Regions from separate parts of the Mus musculus genome. Here region 1 is linked to region 2. A link is a loop called in an ENCODE intact Hi-C map of the cell type or tissue named here. Cell type or tissue: gastrocnemius. All regions are shown on one strand. Each heading gives the region's core, and the rest is flanking DNA. Links, peaks and the distances in the headings are about the cores only. Region 1 overlaps Herc4 (hect domain and RLD 4). Region 2 overlaps Mypn (myopalladin).

Region 1 (2,916 bases), core at 151-2,650, 130 kb before region 2:
AGAGAGAAAAAAGGAAATCAAGAACTATGACAAACATGAAATGAGTGAAACATAAAATGGACATCTTTCAGTGATGTATGTTGGAACGCAATAAAAACAGTTGCCTAAGCATTGCGAAGAAATTTCAAACAACTTTATTTAATAATCATTTAAACTATCACAATGGCTAAATAAAGCTATTAACAGACCCAAATCAGTAAAGTATTTAGAGTCTGCTACAAACATCTGAAAAGATTTATGCCTCTTTAATATCTAAACTTGTAGTTTAGCTTTAAAATAAAACTTTTACTTTTGTTTTGTTTTGTTGGTTTTGAGACAGGGTTTCTTTGTGTACCCCTGGCTGTCTTGGAGCTCACTCTGTAGACCAGGCTGGCCTCGAACTCACAGAGATCTGCTTTTGCCTCTGCCTCCTGAGTGCTGGCATCAAAGGCGTGTGCTACTGCACCTGGCATTAAATCTTTTTTTTTAAGATTTATTTATTATATGTAAGTACACTGTAGCTGTCTTCAGACACTCCAGAAGAGGGCGTCAGATCTTGTTACAGATGGTTGTGAGCCACCATGTGGTTGCTGGGATTTGAACTCCGGACCTTCGGAAGATCAGTCAGTGCCTCTTACCCACTGAGCCATCTCACCAGCCCCCCCCCCTTTAAAAAATTTATTATTATATGTAAGTACAATGTAGCTGACTTCAGATGCACTAGCAGAGGACATCAGATCTCATTATAGGTGGTTGTGAGCCACCATGTGGTTGCTGGGATTTGAACTCATGACCTTCGGAAGAGCAAGTCAGTGAGTGCTCTTACCCACTGAGTCATCTCGCCAGCCCCATTAAATTTTTTATTATGAAGTATAATATAAATCCATAAAACACAACGTTAATTAATTAGGCTGCAAACATAAAATACTATGTAAAAATCCAGCAGCTAAATAGTAAATATACAAGCACTTAAAAACAAACCTGCTGAGATATCTGAGGATGATCAGGTTGTATAAGTTTGTGGAATAAGAGTCTAGCAGCGTTCATATCAACCCCTGAAAATCTGGTACCTGTTCTATAGTGATCGTCATTGCTAAAAATGGAAAAGAGAGGGAGAGTCATTTTCTGCAGAGCTGTAGCCACTCAGCAGTCCCCAGGCTCCAGTATTATAACCCCATGCCTGCTCAGACAAGTAACTTAATAAACTCAGTAGGCACCACACAGACACAGAGGGCATGAAAGTAAGAGAGGCTGAGTGGGGAGGAGGTACGAGAGAGCAATGAGGGGTTGTCTCATCAAAGTACACTATACATATGTACAAACTTGCCGACTGTTACAAGTATGTAGTAATTAGTTCTTTAATACATCACTCAAGTTTGAAAGGTTCAGTCAATCAAGGAACTGCCACTTACCTAATAGCCAGAAAACTTCCATTTAGGCAGCCAGATGAAGAAAATGTTCCATCTATCTCACTAAAAATAAAATAAATGATATATATTACTACTTGCCTTTTGTTTTTAATAAAGATTTAAATGACAATTTAGGCCTGGATATGGTGGCATATAAGCAGAATCTGATCATTTGAGAAGCTGAGGCAGGAGAATCTACAGCTTAAGGCCAACCTATGCTACAGAGTTATGACTGTTATTTTTTTTTTTAATGGGGCCAGCGATGACTTAGTGACTGCTTGCTCTGTAAGCGGGACTCAAGCCCAACCCCCTACGACCGATGAGTGGCAGTGTGAGCTTATAAGACCAGAACTAGGGAAGCAGAGACAAGAAGATCCCCAAGACCCTTGTAGTCCAGCAATCTCCAGGTTTAGTAAAGAACTTGATCTTTAAAATTAAATAAACATAATAATAATTAAATTAAATATATTAAATAAATATAGTATACAATAAAAATTAAATATAAAGACTGATTATACAATACTAGATAAAGGTATTAACTATTTGACTTAAGCTTAAATGCATTCATCTTCAGCAGCCAAGTTGGCTCAGTTGATAAAGTGCCTGGTGCAGGAAGGAACATGAAGAAATGACCTTGGATTCCCCAGGACCCACATGAAACGCTGGGTGTGGGACGTACTTGTAACTTTGGTGGTGGTGGATGGGGGAGGGTGGGTGGAAGGCCCAAGATCATCTCTCAAAACCTACAATGCTCAGGGATGGGAGGAACAGTCAGCATAGACCCACCGTTTCCACATGCACACAGAAGTAAATGCACATCTGCAGACATCTGTGCACACACCCACCACCCTCCACCACAAAAGGACAATTCAAGGAAATGAAGAACTAGATTCCTTCCTTCCTCCCTTCCATCCATCCACCTATCTATCAAAGTCTCACTATGTAGCCTTGCCTGGCCTAGACTTTGTTCTGTAGACGGTGTTGTCCCTGAACTCATAGAGAACCACCTGGTTCTGACTCAGTGCTGGGATTAAAGGCATGCACCACTAAACCAAGCTCCATCTTCAAATAATCTTTATGTAAGTGGAAGAGAATGAATTTTCAAAAGTTGTCTTCTGACTGCCACATGTGTACAACAGCCTATGTGCAGTACATACATATATGCAAAATACATAAATATTAATTTTTGAAAAAAGGAGCATTAAAGCAACAAAGGAACACAGTTTAAACAGAATCTGAAAACGGCTGCTCCACATTGTGCCATGTCATCAGCTAGGGTTTTTTCCTGTCTGAAAGGACTAGAGCTTTAAGATCTTAAAAACATGGAAACTCTAAGTACTTAACATTTTTATATATAAACCATCAAGAAAATGACAGTCAATGAAATATTGAAATGAAATTTCTTCACAGGGCTATGTATAAGTAGACTGTTTCCCATACTTGGCTATCTCCACAGGGAACCTTCCAGAGGGGTAGCTGAGCCATTTCTGAATCAGAGCTTCGTTCACTGTCCAGATCTGCTTGGAAG
Region 2 (2,916 bases), core at 225-2,724:
ACTGAGCTACATCCCTAGCCCCTGCTTTGTTGTCGGTGTAGGCAAAGCCTCAGGCTGACCTCAAACTCTCTAAGTAGCAGTGGACGACTTTGAACTCCTGGTCTTGCTTCCACCTGCTGAGTACCAGGGTTACAATGTATCCGTGAGCACACCTGCTTTTATGCAGCTGCTGGGAATTCAACCCAGGCCTTTGTACCTGCTAGGCAACCTCTCTACCAACAGAGTTACATCCTCAGCCCACCCTCTATGCCTTGTTTCTATTTTTCACATGTATTCACTTCTTTGGCATGGACTGTCCCTCTACCCTGTAGGTTTCAGGGATGGGATTGAGGTTTCAGCCTCGGCAACAAGTACCCTTTCCCTTTGAGCCATCTCAGCACCCTTCCTGTGTTTTGAAACACTCTGTGTATGGAGCTAGACCACCCTTCCTCCTCCTCTTTGCAACATCAAAAACATTTCACTCTACTTAGGAAGAGAACAGCACTCACACGTCTTGAGTGTGGAGGGAGGGAGGTGACCAAATTAGAATCTTGCTCCTGTCACCTCCCACTCAACAGCAGCTGCCCTGGCTGGCTTTCAAGGCTGCCTCAGCCCTAGCTCTGGCGGCTTCAGCAGTAACTTGAAGATCGAAAGGGGGCAGGGGAAGGGAGAATTTGAAGAGCCCTACATTATATAACAGCAGAGGCAGGAAACCCTGAAATAACTGGGCCAGTGGCCAGATCCAGATTTCTCAAGGCTTCACCATCCCTCTTCCCAGCCCACCAGTTCCAGAGACTTTTCTGCATCCTTAGCCCGGGCCACCCATGACAACCAAACTGTCATAGCACAAGTGTGGCAGTCAGAGGACAACTTATGAGAATCTGTTTTCTCCTCCCACCATGTAGGTCCTGGAATCAAACTCATATCCTCAGGCTTAGTGGCAAGCACCTTTGCCTGCTGAGCCCTCTCGACATCTCCCATTGGTTTATATCACTAAGCTCTTTTTTTTGGACCAACTACAGCCTAAGGCACTACACACATTTCTGTGCTTCATGCCTAAAGAGACTGAAACATCTGGATTTAAAAAGATAAATAACAACATGAACCTTGGAGCTATACGTAAAAATATTTTATCTTATGCAGATGAGTGTTTTGTATTTTATCTGTATATATGTATGTGCACTCCATCCATACCTGCATCCAAGGAGGCCAGAAGAGGGCAGCAGACTCCCTAGAACTGGAGCTAGAGACAATTGTGAGTCACAATGTGGATACTGGGAATCAAGCTTTAGTTCTCTGCAAGAACAAGTGCTCCTAACTGATAATGTATTTTAACCAATAAGAGAGATGCTATTTCTGTTACTGTTTTGTTTTGTTGGCTGGGTGCTTGTTTGTTTGATTGCTTTTAAAAACAGAGTCTCACTATATAGCTCTGGTTGCCCTAGAATTCACTACATAGACCAGGCTGGCCTCAAACTCACAGAGATACAACTGCCTCTGCCTCCCAAGTGCTGGGGTTAAAGGGTGTCACTATGCCTGGCTGAAAAGCTGTTTGTGAAGGCATCTTTGCGTTGAGCCTGCCAGGCAAGATCCACTAAGCAGGAACACCCATTTACAGCACTGCTGCTATCAGGCAGGGCAAAGCAGGCATGTTTCCAAATCTCTTCTGCATTAAATGCTTCCATTCTTGGAATATCTTCAGGAAGAGCAGGGACAAAGGGCTCAGGGCTGCCTGGTCACAGAGACTCTCCAGACTGTCGGGTGTGTAATGAATGAACTCAAACTCTGTGGTGACAAAAAACAAAAAAACAAAAACAAAAACAAACCGAAGATTTGCACTTTGACCATTGTTTTGACCTCAGAGGAATGAGGACTTTGGACTATAGTGACTTTATTTCAGATCCATAATTTCCAATAAAGATTAACTTGGGCTTCCTCAGTTGGGGACTGTCTCATTTAGCTTGACTGAAATGAAATGAACGCAGCCAAGTCTGTGCTCCTTGTGTGTATTTGTTTGGGTTTTGCTCCTACAATGGAATACCAAAGGCTGGGTCCTTTATACAGGAAAGAGGTTTGTGTACCTAAGAGGTTTGGCATTTCAAGGGTCTAACAGTGGTATTGCCTTAGCTCTGGTGATGATCTTGTGGCGGAGAATAGGAAGAGAATCATGCAGAGAGACAGGGTTTTAAAAGAAAAAAAGAAGGGACTGGAGAGATGGCTCGGTGGTTAAGAGCACTTGCTGCTTTTCCAGAGGACCTGTGCCCTGTCTCCAGCTCCCACACAACGGCTCACAACCATCCATAGCTCCAGCTCTAGAGGAGGATCCAGCACCCTCCTCTGGCCTCCCTGAGCACCAGGCATAGATCTGTGCTCTCCAGACATACACACACAGGCGAACACCATACATAAAAGTTCGTTTGGAAAAAAAAAAAAAAGAAAGGAAGAGAAAAGGAGCCAGTAACGACCTCTCAAGTCGCCTCTTGATGGTCTCACTACCTCTTAACACTGTCACCTGAGGGAAGAAGCTTCTAACATGTGAATGTTTAGGGAGATACATTGTATCGACTGTTTAGGGAGACACATTGTATAATCCACATCAGCATCACAGCATCAGAGGATGCCTGGGGTCTACTGCCCTGACTAAAGCAGCATCATCCACACCATGCCCTAATGGCTTACCTAACTAATCTCTATGTGTGAGTAGACACATCTCTTTATGAGACTTTGTAGAAGACCTTGGATTTACCAGGCCTAGTGGTGCACGCCTCTGATTCTCAGCCCTCAGGAGATGGAGGCGGGAGAATCAAGAGTTCAAGGTCATCCTCAGCTACCTAACAAGGCCACTTTATTCTAAAAAACAAAATCAAAACAGCGCCAGCAAGATGGCTCAGCTGTGGGGCTGAAGGAAAGGCTCGGCAGTAAAGAGTCTGAACTGCT

The links. Peaks named below come from ENCODE experiments on the same cell type or tissue, not always from the same donor. Only the 100,000 strongest peaks of a DNase experiment are listed, where the experiment ranks them.
Region 1: it touches region 2 in a loop (2.3-fold over the local background); 5 of 42 quality-filtered maps call a loop at or near these places.

Annotation. Positions count from the first base shown.
Region 1 is chr10:63,286,054-63,288,969 of GRCm38, reverse strand. It overlaps Herc4 (hect domain and RLD 4), which reads right to left. Exons shown (of 25, transcript NM_026101.4): 11 at 2,829-2,916; 12 at 1,392-1,451; 13 at 961-1,072. Among named protein-coding and RNA genes, the nearest start is that of Gm51767, 10 kb to the right of the region's middle. In gastrocnemius, for the core only: no CTCF peak of the experiment used is centred there; no DNase peak of the experiment used is centred there.
Region 2 is chr10:63,154,826-63,157,741 of GRCm38, reverse strand. The region is part of intron 6 of Mypn (myopalladin); the gene reads left to right. Among named protein-coding and RNA genes, the nearest start is that of Mypn, 48 kb to the left of the region's middle. In gastrocnemius, for the core only: a CTCF peak has its summit at 1,201 (motif pointing right); no DNase peak of the experiment used is centred there; H3K4me3 peaks cover 347 bases; H3K27ac peaks cover 2,296 bases.